Linked DNA regions of Homo sapiens: region 2 is linked to region 1. A link is a loop called in an ENCODE intact Hi-C map of the cell type or tissue named here. Cell type or tissue: adrenal gland. All regions are shown on one strand.

Evidence for each region. A loop is a pair of places that touch in the nucleus more often than their neighbours do. Peaks named below come from ENCODE experiments on the same cell type or tissue, not always from the same donor. Only the 100,000 strongest peaks of a DNase experiment are listed, where the experiment ranks them.
Region 2: a loop joins it to region 1, with 4 times the contacts of the local background. A loop is called at or near these places in 16 of 110 quality-filtered maps.

Annotation. Positions count from the first base shown.
Region 1 is chr4:87,231,596-87,239,595 of GRCh38, forward strand. It overlaps a transcript of KLHL8 not described here. Among named protein-coding and RNA genes, the nearest start is that of KLHL8, 15 kb to the left of the region's middle. RefSeq lists enhancers at 4,118-4,227, 4,202-4,496 and a silencer at 4,318-4,417. In adrenal gland, CTCF peaks have their summits at 4,398 (motif pointing left) and 4,605; a DNase peak (open chromatin) is centred at 4,296; H3K4me3 peaks cover 995 bases; H3K27ac peaks cover 558 bases.
Region 2 is chr4:86,899,661-86,907,660 of GRCh38, forward strand. It overlaps a transcript of C4orf36 not described here. Among named protein-coding and RNA genes, the nearest start is that of C4orf36, 11 kb to the left of the region's middle. In adrenal gland, no CTCF peak of the experiment used is centred here; a DNase peak (open chromatin) is centred at 4,601; H3K4me3 peaks cover 1,057 bases; H3K27ac peaks cover 393 bases.

The DNA of each region.
Region 1 (8,000 bases):
ATACTTCTTTTTTTTTTTTGAGATGGAGTCTCGCTCTGTCACCCAGGCTGGAGTGCAGTGACGCAATCTCAGCTCACTGCAACCTCTGCCTCCCAGGTTCAAGCGATTCTCCTGCCTCAGCTTCCCGAGCAGCTGGGACTACAGGCGTGAACCACCATGCCCAGCCAATTTTTTTAGTTTTTGGTAGAGACGAGGTTTCGCCATGTTGGCCAGGCTGGTCTCGAACTCCTGACCACAAGTGATCTGCCTGCCTCGGCCTCCCAAAGTGCTGAGATTATAGGCGTGAGCCACCATGCCCGGTTGATTGTCCACTTTTATTGTTCACACTATCTCACAGATTTTCTCCTAATGCTTTATTTCTATAACCATGAATCTAACATAAACATACCACATTCTATTGATGACATCTCCCTTTCAAAGCTAATAATTTCTAATATTCAAAAATAATTATACATTTCCTATACTTACTGGTATATGAGGTTAATTATTCTTTATGAGTGTATAAAAAGGATAATTAAATAGAACTGTGCACTTACCTCTGTGTGCTCCTTTCCAAACACATCTCTCTTTCTCCCATAGTAAACACTATCTGAATGTGATATTTATTTTTCTCATGTATTTCTTTGTAGTTGTACCCTATTTGCATTTAGTTTGCATGTGTTTGAAATTTAAATGGACAGAATCATACTGTATGTATCTTTCTCCAATCTGCTTTTCTTATTCTTATTGTATTTGTGAGATTCATCCCTGTTGATACACATGGCTGTGGTTTCTTCATCTTTCACTGCTACATACTATTTCATCATATGAATATACCATAATTTACTCATCTTGTTGATGGATACTTGGATTACTTCCAAGTTTTTTCAATTACAGACAATGCTGCTATGGACACTCGTGTATATGTATAAGGGTACATAGCAAATACAAGAGTTTCTCCAGAAGTGGAATTGCTGGTTTTACAATATGCATGACTTCGATGTAACTAAAAAATGCCAAATTGTCTTCCAAGATTGTCATATCAATGCACACTTTTAAGGTAGTTTTCTGAGGACTCCAGTGATCGTACATTCTGGCCAAGACTTGGTTTTACCAGACTTCTTAATTTATACCAGTGGTAGACATAAAATAGTATCTTGTGGTTTTAATTTTTCCCTAATCTTGTGATCATAATTTGCACTTATCTAGTTATGAATGAGGTTTTAATATGTTTAATATATTTATTACCAATTCAGATCTCCTTTTTGTAAAATCCATGTTCAATTTGTTGGTCCATTTTTCTATTAGGTTTTTTTTTCCAATTAGTTTTTTTTAGGTGTAATTTTTAAATATTCTGAGTAGTAATCTTCTGTACATTATGTGAGTATTAAATATCTTCTTCCAGTTTGTGACTTGTCTTACTTTTTAGTGATATCTTTTGATAATCTTGCTTTCCAATGGTATCTTTTTATTTTTCTTTTTTGAGATGGAGTCTTGCTTTGTCGCCAAGGCTGGGGTGTAGTGACATGATCTTGGCTCACTGCAACCTTCGCCTCCAGGGTTCAAGCAATTCTCCTTGCCTCAGCCTCCCGAGTAGCTGGGATTACAGGCACAGGCCACCATGCCTGGCTAATTTTTTTGTATTTTTAGTAGAGACAGGGTTTTACCATGTTGCCCAGGCTGATCTCAAACTCCAATGGGAGGTAGCTTTTGATTAGAATGTAATCAAACTGACCGGGTGCGTGGCTCATGCCTATAATCCCAGCACTTTGGGAGGCCGAGGCGGGTGGATCACTTGAGGTCAGGAGTTTGAGACCAGCCTAACCAACATGGTGAAACCCCAACAAAAATTAGCTGGGCGTTGTGGCACGCACCTTTATTCCAGCTACTCGGGAGGCTGAGACACGAGAATGGCTTGAATCCGGGAGGCAGAGGTTGCAGTGCGCTGAGACTGTGCACTGTACTCCAACCTGGGCAACAGAGTGAGACTCTCTCAAAAAATAAAAATAAAAGAATGTAAACAAACTGATCAGACTTCACCTATTTACCTAGTGGGTTGAGTTTCTTTTATATCTTCTTTGAGAAATATTTCCTATTTCTGGGACATAACGATATTTTCTTCTAAAATTTTGAATTTTACATTGTATATTTAAATCTTTGGTCTGCCTAGGTTTTTTATAAAATCAATTTTTATCACGTTACCACTTATGCCTACAAAATCTTGATTGAAGATACTTGATAAATATTTTTCCATTTTCTTTTTTCATTCTTTGATTTTCTATTTTAAACAATATTTTAAAAAATACTAATTTCAGGCTAAATGTATCTTTTAGAAGCACTCGACAATGCATTCTTTGTCATTGTTTAGACATTACATAAACTACCAAAAATGCAAGTGAGCCAACTATTTGTCACAATCAGTGTTCACTTATTGGATGAAGAACTACATTTAGAGTAGAATGAGTTCTGGGTCCATACTGTAGATGTAGAGATACTTTAAAGTACAATCATAAATCACATAAGGATGTTTTGGTCAACAAAGGACTGCATGTATGGGTGGTGTCATAAGATTATAGTGCAGCTGGCTGGGTGTGGTGGCTCACGCCTGTAACCCAAGCACTTTGGGAGGCCAAGGTGGGCGGATCACAAGGTCAAGAGATTGAGACCATCCTGACCAACATGGTAAAACTGCATCTCTACTAAAAAATACAAAAATTAGCTGGGCGTGGTGGTGCACACCTGTAGTCCCAGCTACTCAGGAGGCTGAGGCAGGAGAATTGCTTGAACCTGGGAGGCAGAGGTTGCACTGAGCGGAGGTCGTACCACTGCACTCAGCCTGGCAACAGAGTGAGTCTCTGTCTCAAAAAAAAAAAAAAAGATTATAGTGGAGCTGAAAAATTCCTATCCCTTAGTGACGTCATAGCCATGATAATGTCCTGCACAACGCATTACTCAAGCTCATGTGCATATTGTGATGTTGGTGTAAACAAACCTACTGTGTTGCCAGTGGTATAAAAGTATAGCAGATACAATTATGTATATTCTATAATACTTGATAAGAAATGACTATGTTACTGGTTTATTTACTATACTTTTTATTGCTATTTTAGAGTATACTCCTACTTATTTCAAAAAAAGTTAACCATAAAACAGCCTGGGGCAGGTCCTCCAGGAGGTATTCCAGAAGAAGGTATTGTTATCATAGAGATGACAACTCCATGTGGGTTATTGCCCCGGAAGACTTTCCCAGTGGGGCAAGATGTGGAGATGAAGACAGTGATATTGACGATCCTGACACTGTGTAGTCCTAGGCTAATGTGTGCTTGTGTCTTCGTTTTTAACCAACAGTTTAAAAAGAAAAGAAAAGAATAAAAAAGCTTAAAGAATACAGATACAAAGAAAGAAAATATTTTTGAATGGCTGTACAGTGTGTTCTAAAGTTTATAAAGTTTATAAAGTAAAATAATTACAGTAAGCTAGGGTTGGTTTATTACCAGAGAAAGAATAAATATTTGAATAAATAAATATATTTTATTTATAGTGTAGCCTGACTGTACAGTGTTTGTAAAGTCTACATAGTGTACAGTAATGTCCTAGGCCTTCACATTCACTCACCACTCACTCCCTGACTCACCCAGAGCAACTTCCAGTCCTGCATGCTCCATTGAGGGTAAGTGCCCTATACAAGTATCATTTTTTATCTTTTATACCGTATTTTTAGTGTACCTTTCCTACGTTTAGGTACACAAATACCACCGTATTCTAGTTGCCTACAGTATTCAGTCCAGTAACATGCCATGTGGGTTTGTAGCCTAGGAGCAGTAGGCTAGACCATATAGCCTAGGTGTGTAGTAGGCTATACCATCTAGGCTTGTATAAGCACATTCCCTGATGTTCACAAGACAAAGTGATGCATTTCTCAGAATCTTGTTAAGTAACACATGGCTGTATTTGAGGTGCCAAATGAAGAAAGTATAAAAATATCCCTTTGTCATCATTTGAGATGAATTGAATAAACTACACTTTGGGGGGCAGGGTGGAGAAAAAGCATAATTGTTATCATTTAATCGTCACCTAGCATGATCTCTATAGCTAATCAAGCATTGAAAATTATCCTCTATATTTCATATTTAAATATGACCTGCTGAATTGAATATGGAGAGGTGTGATAAAATGCAGAATATCTCTCAAACCCTATCAGCTCCTAATACAACCCGAGGGGTAAACAGGACCTTTCAATGACTTGGCACCAGAAGGATTAGGCCAAAACACAAGTCTTTGGGATGAGAGCGGAGAGGTTGCGGGCCGCGGGGCGGGTCGGTGGGGAGGAGGGTGCGGGGGAAGGGGGAATCGAAGGCGCCATTGGAAACGTTGTAAAATGCTTGGAGCGCCCTCTGCTGGAATATATTGGTAAAACAGCAGTAGTGACGAAGCGCTCTGCCTCCAAGTTGGTAGAAATAGAAACCAAAAAAAGCGAATGAAATGGCTCTTTCTTAAAGTAAGCCTTGACACGAGGTTCAAACAACAGTAGCCTTTCTTCTAGAGTTTTATGTAAGATTTGTCACTTTTCCTTCTACCTTAAAATATCTGCCTTATACCAGGAAAAAGTATGAATTTGATTTCTTTTTCCTTTTCCTTTTTTTTTTTTTTTTGAGACGGAGTCTCGCTCTGTAGCCCAGGCTGGAGTGCAGTGGGGCGATCTCGGCTCACCGCAACCTCCGCCTCCCAGGTTCAAGTGATTCTCCTGCCTCAGCCTCCTGAGTAGCTGGGACTACAGGGGCGCACCACCATGCCCGGCAAATTTTTGTATTTTTGGTAGAGACGGGATTTCACTATGTTGGCCACACTGGTCTTGAACTCCTGACCTTATGATCTGCCCGCCTCGGCCTTCCAAAGTGCTGAGATTGCAGGCGTGAGCCACTGTGCCGGCCTATGAATTTGATTTCTTAATAGACACCTTAAGGGAGGCAACCTCAAGGAAGGGCATAACATCACTTTAGAACACTAAGGACTGAAAATTTCATTACAGCCCAGACTTTTATTCATTGCGTACCTTTTGAAAAGTCATTTAATTTATCTGTACTGTGTCTTTTTTTTTTTTTTTTTTTTAGATGGAGTCTCACTCTGTCACCCAGGCTGGAGTGCAGTGACACAATCTCAGCTCACTGCAAACTCTACCTCCCGGGTTCAAGCGTTTCTCCTGCCTCAGCCTCCCAAGTAGCTGGGATTACAGGCGTGCACCACCAAGCCCGGCTAATTTTGTATTTTTAGTAGAGACGGGGTTTCTCTATGTTGGTCAGGCTGGTCTCGAACTCCTGACCTCAGGTGAGCCACTCGCTTCGGTCTCCCAAAGTGCTGAGATTACAGGCGCGAGCCACGGCACCTAGTCTGTATTGTGTCTAAAATGAAGATGACAATAACAATCTCAAACACTTTGACAGCGGGAAGTTTCACAACAGATGTGAAACAAAATTCCTAAGTGCCACATGTCCTTCCCATAGCTAAAAATCCCAGAACTGGCCAGCAGCCATGTTCCCAGATGAACACCGTATTGAGTCCCAGTCACTGTGTCAGGCCTGAGAATATGGTTCTCATCCTCCCAGAACTCCCAATCCAACTGTCTGCTGGGGAAGACACTATAATAATGCAAATAACAGCAATAAAACACGGAAAGAAGAATGTATTGGAAGATTATAAGGACACATACTTTTCTAGATAATCAGAGAAGTCTTCAAAGAAAAGCTGTATTTGAGCTGGGTCTTAAATAAATAATGAGATACTTGCCAATACAATGCATATTTTTTTCCTTAAAATTGTTTAACTGTTATCAGTAGAAACTAAAAACAAAACAAAACAAAATGTGTTTTTTCAACATAATAAATAACAGAAAATTAGCCTAGTTCTAGTTTATTTCACTGGAAGTCTTAACAAACAACATACTGATGCAGTCATTGATTAAATAAACAAATCATAGCCAGGCACAGTGGCTCACACCTGTAATTCCAGCACTTTGGGAGGCCAAACAGGCAGATTGCACGAGCCCAGGAGTTAGAGACCAGTTTGGCAACATAGTGAAACTCTGTCTCTACTAAAAATACAAAAATTAGCTGAGTATGGTGGCATGCACCTGTGGTCCCAGCTACTCAGGAGGCTGAGGTGGGAGGATAACTTGAGCCTGGGAGGCAGAGGTTGCAGTGGCACAATCTTGGCTCACTGCACTTCAGTTTGGGTGACAGAGTGAGACCCTGTCCCTAATAATAATAATACAGATTTGACACTGATAATAATAATGAGTTCTGTTTTTGCTACCTTTTCAGAAAAACATATCTAAACATATCTGTGTTCTGTTAATGTGTTTTAGTGTTATATCATTTTTTTTAAGACGGAGTCTTGCTGTGTCGCCCAGGCTGGAGTGCAGTGGCACAATCTCAGCTCACTGCAACCTCCTTCTCCTGAGTTCAAGCAATTCTTTTGCCTCAGCCTCCTGAGTAGCTGGGATGACAGGCGTGCACAACCATGCTGGGCTAATTTTTGTATTTTTAGTAGAGACAGGGTTTCACCATGTTGGCCAGGCTGGTCTCAAACTCGTGATCTCATGATCCACCCACCTCGGCCTCCCAAAGTCCTGGGATTACAGGCGTGAACGTCCACGCTCAGCCTACATCTTATATTCCATGCATTTCTTATATTTCCTGGATTTCTCACCAAGCATATTTGTAGAGAAGAAGAAAAAAGAGAAAATCATTTTTGAAAATATTTGTTATGTATTTTCATAAAGCATTTAAGTCAGCACTGTGTAATAGAACTTTTTGTGATAATGAAAATGTTCTTGGCCAGGCATGGTGGTGGCTCATAACTATAATCCTAGCACTTTGGTAGATCCAAGTTGGAAGATAGCTTGAGCCCAGGAGTTCAAGACCAGCCTAGCAAGACCCTGTCACACACACAAAAAAGTTCTATATCTGTTCTTTTTAATAATGTAGTTATTGGTCACATGTGACTATTGAGCACTTGAAATGGGCCTAGTTTAACACTGAGAAAGAAAATTGTTAATTTTATTTAATACAAATTGTCATATGTGGCTAGTAGCTACCAAAATGGACAGGAGAAAAGTAAAGTTATCATTGGAAAAATAAAAAATGTATTGGACTTATTTGTATTTATTTTAATGAAAGCTTAATATTATTTTGATCTGGAAATACATATGATAGAAGGAATCATGACTTTTCAGTGCTCAAGCATCCATAATTTTTACCCTGGTCCTGTATAAATTGGCTCCATGAGATAATGTAATTTTTCATGCTATCTGCCTATATTTTATCATTAAGTTATTGTGAACTGTAACAATTAGCAGTCAAATTTACCATTCCATTTGGTCTCTCTAGTGACTTTTTTTCCACGTAAATATTGTTTCGAGACACCTATTTTAAATTCAACACATTCTATTATATTTTTTAAAAATGCAGATTCCCCAGAGCTCTGGATTCTTTTGTCTTCAATACAATATATACCTTTTTCGCACTCAGTAAGGTTCTTCTCTAAGTAGTAGTGTTCAATAAATATTTGTGATTAAATATGTGAAATTTAACTTATTTTAAGATAAGTGGAGAGTATAGTAGATAGAAGAGTTCCTTCAAAAGACACTCTAGCGTTTCTTTAAAAGCCTGGAAGATATAGTAGGTGCGCAGTAAATATTTGTTTGCTTGATGAATGAATAAAGTTGTGACTCTTTAAAGACATTCAAGTGGGAAATGGAGCAGGGCTTGGAAAGGAGACCCCAGGGAGAGGCTCCAGTGCGCCTGTTAAGAATCTGACTCCATCTGATGTGTAATACAGACTTGGCAGGAGCAAAGCTCCGTTATTTCCCAGTACCTCTCTCCAAGCTTGGCTGTTTATTGAATCATAAGAATTAAGGAACATGCGCACTTCTAATAAGTGAAAAGTTCAGTAGTTCCTCTCTGCTTGATAATAGATCAGAGAAAAGGTGATGAGGTGGATAAGGCCAAGCTTTACCTCTGGGT
Region 2 (8,000 bases), 330 kb before region 1:
AAATCTAAAAATATATACATATTAGCCAAACATGGTGGTGCCTGCCTGTAGTCCCAGCTACTCAGGAGGCTGAGGTGGGAAGATCACTTGAGCCTGAGAGACAGAAGTTGCTGTGAGCCAAGATAGTGCCTCTGCAGTCCAGCATGGGAAATAGAGCGAGCCCCTGTCTCAAATAAATAAAATTTCATGAAACTGGACATGTTCAGAATAATACTTCAAATTCCAGAAAATGCTTTACATTTTGCAAAGTGTGAGTCTTTAAAAGAAGACTTGAAACCCCACAAGCAGAGTGTGACAATTAATGACTTTGTAGTAAGTTTCATTAAAAACTAGTACTGGTCTTACAACTCTAGCCAAAATGTAGGTGTGATAGGCAGCTTTTTTTTTTTTTCTGAGACTGAGTCTCACTCTGCCGCCCAGGCTGGAGTGCAGTGGCACAATTTCAGCTCACTGCAACCTCCGCCTCCTGGGTTCAAGCAACTCTCCTCCCTCAGCCTCCCGTGTAGCTGGGACTACAGGCGCCTGCCACACCTGGCTAATTTTTGTATTTTTAGTAGAGACAGGGTTTCACCATGTTGGCCAGGCTGGTCTTGAACTCCTGACCTCAAATGATCCACCCACCTCAGCCTCCCAAATTGCTGGGATTACAGGAGTGAGCCACCGCACCTGGCAGTAGGCAGAATTCTAAGATGGTTCCTGTTACTGGGAGATTTGTATCCCTGGTCCCCAAAATTAATGTGTTGAGATCCTAAACCCCAGTATCTCAGACTGTGACTTTATTTGAAGATAGGGCCTTTCAAAGAGGTAATTAGGGTAAAATAAGGTCACAGGGGTGGGTCCTAATCCAATATGACTGGTGTTCTTATAAAACAAGATTAGGACACAGAAATGCAAGAGCAAAGACCATGTGCATTACAAAAAGGCCAGACCCCTCTTTCTCTGGCCAGGTTGGTTAAGACACACACTCTTGCCCTGACCTTGGCTCCCTCCATGGTTTTGGAATCTAAAGCTGGTGAGTCGAAGAAGCAGGGAGAGTAGAGAAGCTGCCCGCCCATGATGCCTGAAATCAGGCTGGACTTCAACACCAGGATAAAGGCATGCCATAGCTAACAGCACAGTGAGGGAGTCAGATGCATGGGCCCTGCTACCAAACTGCCTGGGTTTGGATCCCTGCACCACCTCTGACAAGCTATGTATCTGATGCTAGATATCCTAGCAACAGACAGGTAAATCTTGGACATTACAATTTTCCTCAACACAGCAGAGTGAGCTGTTCAAATTGTAAGCCAGATCATGTCTGTCTGCTCAAATCCTGCAGTGGTTCCTTTTTTTTTTTTTTTTTGACATGGAATCTTGCCCTGTCACCCAGGCTGGAGTGCAGCAGTGCAATCTCGGCTCACCACAACCTCTGTCTCCTGGGTTCAAGTGATTCTCGCGCTTCAGCCTCCCAAGTAGCTGGGGTTACAGGCACATGCCACCACACCCGGCTAATTTTTGTATTTTTAGTACAGATGGGGTTTCACCATGTTGGCCAGGCTGGTCTCGAACTGACTTCAAGTGAGCCACCTGCCTCGGCCTCCCAAAGTGCTGGGAATACAGGCATAAGCCACTGAGCCCGGCCAATGGTTCTCTTTTCATTCAGAGAAAACAACCGAAGTCCTCACAGTGACCCACAGATCATATCTGATCTCTTCTCTCTGTCTCTCTCACTCACACTCACACACACAGCTTTTATTTATTTTTATTTATTTATTTTTTATTTTTTGAGACGGAGTCTCTATCTGTCGCCCAGGCTGGAGTCCAGTGGCGCGATCTCGGCTCACTGCAAGCTCCACCTCTCAGGTTCACACTGTTTTCCTGCCTCAGCCTCCCAAGTAGCTGGGACTACAGGCACCCGCCACCGCACCCGGCTAATTTTTTTTTTGTATTTTTAGTAGAGATGGGGTTTCACCATGTTAGCCAGGATGGTCTCGATTTCCTGACCTCGTGATCTGCCCGCCTCGGCCTCCCAAAGTGCTGGGATTACAGGCGTGAGCAACCGCGCCCGGCCACACACAGCTTTTATAACCTCCACTCATACCAATCTTCATTTGCTTGCTCTGCTTTTCCCTCCATGACCTTCGTGCTCTTTCTTAAGCCTGCCCAGCATACTCCCACCTGCTATGGGTTGAATTGTGTCCCCTAAAAAGATATGTTGAAGTCCTAACTCCCTATACATGCTATACATGTGAATGTGACCTTGTTTAAAAATAGGGTCTTTGCAAATGACCATCTAATCAGGCCAACTTTGCAGGTGACCTCATCTAATCAGGTTTAGAATAGGCCCTAAATCTAATCTCTAGTGTACTTATGACACATATAGATACACAGAAAGAACACCATGTGACCATAGAGGCGAGCCTGGAGCAATGTGTCCACAAGCCAAGGAATGCTAGGGGTTGCTCACAAGGATCAGAAGGTAAAAGAAATAAGGAATTACTCCAGGTGTGGTGGCTCATGCCTGTAATCTCAGCACTTTGGGAGGCCAAAGCGAAAGGATTGTTTGAGCTCAGGAATTCAAGACCAGCCTGGGCAACGTAGTGAAACCCCATCTCTTTTACAAAAAAATTAAAAATTAGCTGGGCATGGTGGTATGCACCTGTTCCCAGCTACTCAGAAGGCTGAGGCAGGGGGATCTCTTGAGCCCAGAAGATCAAGGCTGCAGTGAGCTATGATCGTGCCACTGCAACTCCAACCTGGGCAACAGAATGAGACTCTCAAAAAAAAAAAAAAAAAAAAAAAAGAAAGAAAGAAAGAAAAAAAAGGGAATGAACAGACTCTCTTCAGAGCCTCCAAAAAAGCACCAATACTGCTGACACCTTGATTTCAGACTTATAGCCTCCAGGACTGGGAGAGAACAAATTTCCATTGTGAATCCCCCAGCGTGGTACCTTGGGAAACTAATACACCACCACCTGCCTTTACCTTAGCTGTTCCTACTACCTGCAACATCCATCTTCCAAACATCCAGATAACTTGCCCACCTCCGTCAAGGCTTTGCCAAGTACCCTTTTCAAAACTGCTGCTTCTGACACCTGTGCTGACAACCCCCTTACCCTGCTCTAATCTATTTCAGCACTTATCACCTTCTAACATCCTATAGTTTATTATGTTTATTGTTTTGATCATCATCTATTGTTAGAATTTGAGCTCCGTAATCATATGGAATCTTTATTTCTTTCACTGAGGACCCTGTATGCCAAACAGTGTAATAAAAAAAAATAAAGAACAGTGAATATCATGAAAGACAAGACAGTGGTTACCTTTGAAGGGAGAGAGGGGGCTGTGATTTGGAAGGTACATGGTGGCTTCTGACTTGCAGGCAGTGTTCTATTTCTTAACCTGGTTAGCAGCTTTAGAGATAATTGCCTTCTCATTATTTGTTAAACTGTACATTTATGTTTATGCATCTTTCCTTGTGTGCTATTTTCACAAGAAAAGGAAGCCTCAAGAATTTTCACATTTCTTCCATGAGGAAAGGGAGATTTATTGCTTTAAAATATTGTTTATAAAAATGTTGTAAGTGGCCAGGCCCGGTGGCTTGGCTCACGCCTGTAATCCTAGCACTTTGGGAGGCCGAGGCCGGTGGATCACGAGGTCAAGAGATCGAGACCATCCTGGACAACATGATGAAACCCCCTATCTACTAAAAAATATAAAAATTAGCTGGGTGTGGTGGTGCACACCTGTAGACCCAGTGTCCCCGTAATCAGTCGGTTCTTGGTCTCGCTGAATGAAGCCACAGACCCTTATGGTGAATGTCACAGCTCTTAAAAGCAGCGCATCTGGAATTGTTCATTCCTTCCAGTAGGTTCGTGGTCTCGCTGGCTTCAGGAGTGAAGCTGCAGACCTTCATGGTGAGTGTTACAGCTCCTAAAGGTGGCGCAGGCCCAAAGAGAAAGCAGCAACAACATTTATTCCAAAGATCAAAAGAACAAAGCTCCCATACCATCGAAGACAACCCAAGCAAGTTGCCGCTGCTTGCTCTGGTGGCCTGCCTTTATTCCCTTATCTGACCCTACCCACATCCTGCTGATTGGTCCATTTTACAGAGAGCTGATTGGCCCATTTTACAGAGAGCTGATGGGTCCGTTTTGACAGGGTGCTGATTGGTGCGTTTATAAACCTTGAGCTAGACAGAGTGGTGATTGGTGCATTTACAATTACTTAGCTAGACACAAAATTTCTCCAAGTCCCCACTGACTAGCTAGACACAGAGCGCTGATTGGTGCGTTTACAAACCTTTAGCTAGACACAGAGCGCTGATTGGTGCGTTCACAAACCTCTAGCTAGACACAGAGTGCTGACTGGTGCATTTACAATCCTTTAGCTAGGCTGAAAAGTTCTCCAAGTCCCCACCCATCCCAGAAGCCCAGCCAGCTTCACCTCTCACTGGCACGCTGGCACTCGCCGGGACTTTGCGTCACCCAGCCTGGGCACTCCGGTAGCCCAGAAGGAGCTCATCCCGAGATCAAGCCCAGCAGGAACCGGCCGCCGCGCCCAGTGCGGGGCCAGCCGAGCCTGCGCCCACCCGGAACCCGCGCCGGCTAGCGAGCGCCTTGCGCAGCCCTGGCTCCGCCCGCGCGTTTCTCTTCACACTTCCCCGCGAGCACAGGGAGCCGGCTCCGGCCTCGGCCAGCCCCAGAGAGGGGCCCTCATAGCGCAGCGGCGGGCTGAAGGGCTCCTCGAGTGCGACCAGAGCGGACGCCAAGGCCGAGGAGGCGCGGAGAGTGAGCGAGGGCTGGTAACACGTTGTCACCTCTCACCAGCAACTCAGGAGGCTGAGGCAGGGTAATCGCTTGAACCTCGGAGGGGGAGGTTGCAGTGAGCCAAGATCGCGCCACTGCACTCCAGCCTGGCGACAGAGCAAGACTCTGTCTCAAAAAAAAAAAAAAAAAAAAAAAAAGTTGTAAGCTGGCAGCAGTGGTGTACACCTGTAGTCCCGCCTACTCAAAAGGCTGAGGCAGGAGAATTGATTGAGCCCCGGAGTTCAAGGTCAGCCTGGGCCGCATAAAAAGGCCGCATCTCTAAATAATAATAATAATAATTGTAAGTTCAATGATTACAGATTCGAAAAGTACACTTGGAGTTCATAATTCTCCAAAAGAGAAGCTACAAAGCAGCAACATGCCACACGTAGCTGCTGTTAAGGACTGAATTGTGCCCCCTCAAAATTCATTCGTTGAAGCCCTAACCCCTAATGTAATTATATTTGAAGATAAGGCCTTTAAGGAGGTAATTAAGACTAAATGAGGGGCGGTTGCGGTAACTCACGCCTGTAATCCCAACATTTTGAGAGGCTGAGGTGGGCGGATGGCTTGAGCCCAGGAGTTCGAGACCAGTCTAGGCAACATAATGAGACCCCGTCTCTACTAAAATATTTTAAAATTAGGCTGGGCACAGTGGCTCATGCCTGCAATCCCAGCACTTTGGGAAGCCGAGGCAGGCGGATCATTTGAGGTCAGGAGTTTGAGACCAGCCTGGTCAACATGGTGAAATTCTGTCTCTACTAAAAATACAAAAAAAAAAAAAAGGTAGCTAGGCATGGTGGCACATGCCTGTCGTCCTTGCTACTCAGGAAGCTGAGGCAGGAGAATCACTTGAACCCGGGAAGTGGAAGTTGCAGTGAGCCGAGATCACACCACTGCACTCCAGCCTGGGCAACAGAGACTCCATCTCGAAATAAATAAATAAATAAATAAAATAGCCAGATGTGGCAGTTGCGTGCCTGTAGTCCCAGGTACTTGGGAGGCTGAGGTGGGAGGATTGCTTGAGCCCCAGAGATTAAGGCTGCAGAGAGCTATGATGGCACCATTGCACTCTAGCTTGGGTGACAGAGCAAGATCCTGTCTCAAGGAAGAAAAGAAACCTTGCATCTGGTATGAAATGTTAGACAGAGTTTTGGGGTAGAGTTGGGAAGACAAGTGGTGATCTGAGGTTGGCCCCAGAAAAACCACAGTCCCCATTATCCAGGAAGATGGTTCTGAACACCACTTAGGCTTCTGAGGTCCTTTTTTTTTTTTTTTCTTTTTTTTTGAGACATAGTCTCGCTCTGTTGCCCAGGCTGGAGTGCAATGGCACAATCTTGGCTCACTGCAACCTCTGTCTCCAAGGTTCAAGCAATTCTGCCTCAGCCTCCCGAGTACCTGGGATTACAGGCACCCACCATCACGCCCAGCTGACTTTTCTATTTGTATTTTTAGTAGAGACAGGGTTTCACCATATTGGCCAGACTAGTCTTGAACTCCTGACCTCAAGTTATCCACCTACCTTGGCTTCCCAAAGTGCTGGGATTACCCACGTGAGCCACCGCTCCTGGCCCTGAGGTTCTGATTCCTGTTTGATGAACCTGAAGATGATTAGTCAGCAAACCGGGGCTAGGTGGGATGGGCCCATCAGTAATCCTGACTACCTCAGAGGGCATAAGGGCCACTGACCTTCAGAACTCAGCCATTTCCCGGGATATGCTCAGATCCGCAATAAACTGGGAACAAATTCTAATGATTAGGAAGGATTTTAAAATCAATGTTTATTAAAGAGGAGGGCCCTGCATGTTTCTATTTCTCTCTACAGAGAGCTTTTATGGCCTTTAATGTAGAGTAGATTGAACAATACTTCTCAGAGGAAGCTCTCTGGAATCCATAAGAATTAAGTGGGGAATGACGTTAAAATGCATATTACCAGGCTCTGACCTCAAATATTCGGATTCAGATAGTATGGGCCAGGGATCAAGAATCAGCTTTTTAGGCCAGGCATGGTGGCTTAGGCCTGTAATCTCAGCATTTTGGGAGGCCAAGGCAGGCAGATTGCTTGAGGCCCGGAGTTCGAGACCAGCCTGGGCAACATGGCAAAACCTAATCTCTACCAAAAACACAAAAATTAGCTGGGTGTGGTGGTGCATGTCTGTAATCCCAGCTTCTTGGGAGGCTGAGGCATGAGAATTGCTTGAACTGGGGAGGAGGTGAAGGTTGCAGGGAGTTGAGATCGCATCGCTACACTCCAGCCTGGGCAACACAGCAAGACGGTCTCAAAAAAAAAAAAAAAAAAAAAAAAGAATTGGCTGGGCACGGTGCCTCACACCTGTAATCCCAGCACTTTGGGAGGCCAAGGCAGGCAGATCACTTGAGGTCAGGAATTTGAGGCCAGCCTGGCCAACATGGCAAAACCCCATCTCTACTAAAAATACAAAAATTAGCCAGGCATGGTAGTGCACACCTGTAATCCCAACTACTAGGGAGGCTGAGGCAGGAGAATTGCTTGAACCCAGGGGGCGGAGGTTGCAGTGAGCCAAGATTGCACCACTGCACTCCTGCCTTGGTGACAGAGCAAGACTCCATCTCAAAAATAAATAAATAAATATTAAAATAAAAATTTAAAAAAAGAATCAGCTTTTTACAAGTAAGTGTTTAAGGTGATTCTCTGTCAGATGTTTTTAGACATTTCTCCAAGAGTGGCCCAGAGACCACTGGTGTGAGATGATCACTTAGAGTCTTGTGAAAAATACAAATTTCCTAGACATCCTGAATTTTAGTAGGGAAAAGGGCGATAGGGAGTGGAGCCCAGGATTCTGCATTTTAAAGAGGCTTCCCAGTTAAAAGTTTACTGGCAAATGTTAAGAACCACCTGCCTAGGGAATAATAAAATGTTCTCTTGGAGAGGAGGGAGGGGATCAGGAAAAATATTATAACTAGATATAATGGATACTAGGCTTAATAGCAGGGTGATGAAATAATCTGTGTACCAAACCCCCATGACACATGTAACAAACCTTCACATCCTACACATGAACCCCTGAACTTAAAATAGAAGTTGAAAAAAATGTTGTCTTGAATGGGCCATGACCTGGAAGATCTGTTTCTGCTAAATCTCATTAAGCTACTTTGGGGGTATTTTCATGAGGAAACACAACACAAAGACTCAAGGGAGGAATGAAAAAGAGACAGGGCACTGTTTAAGGACAG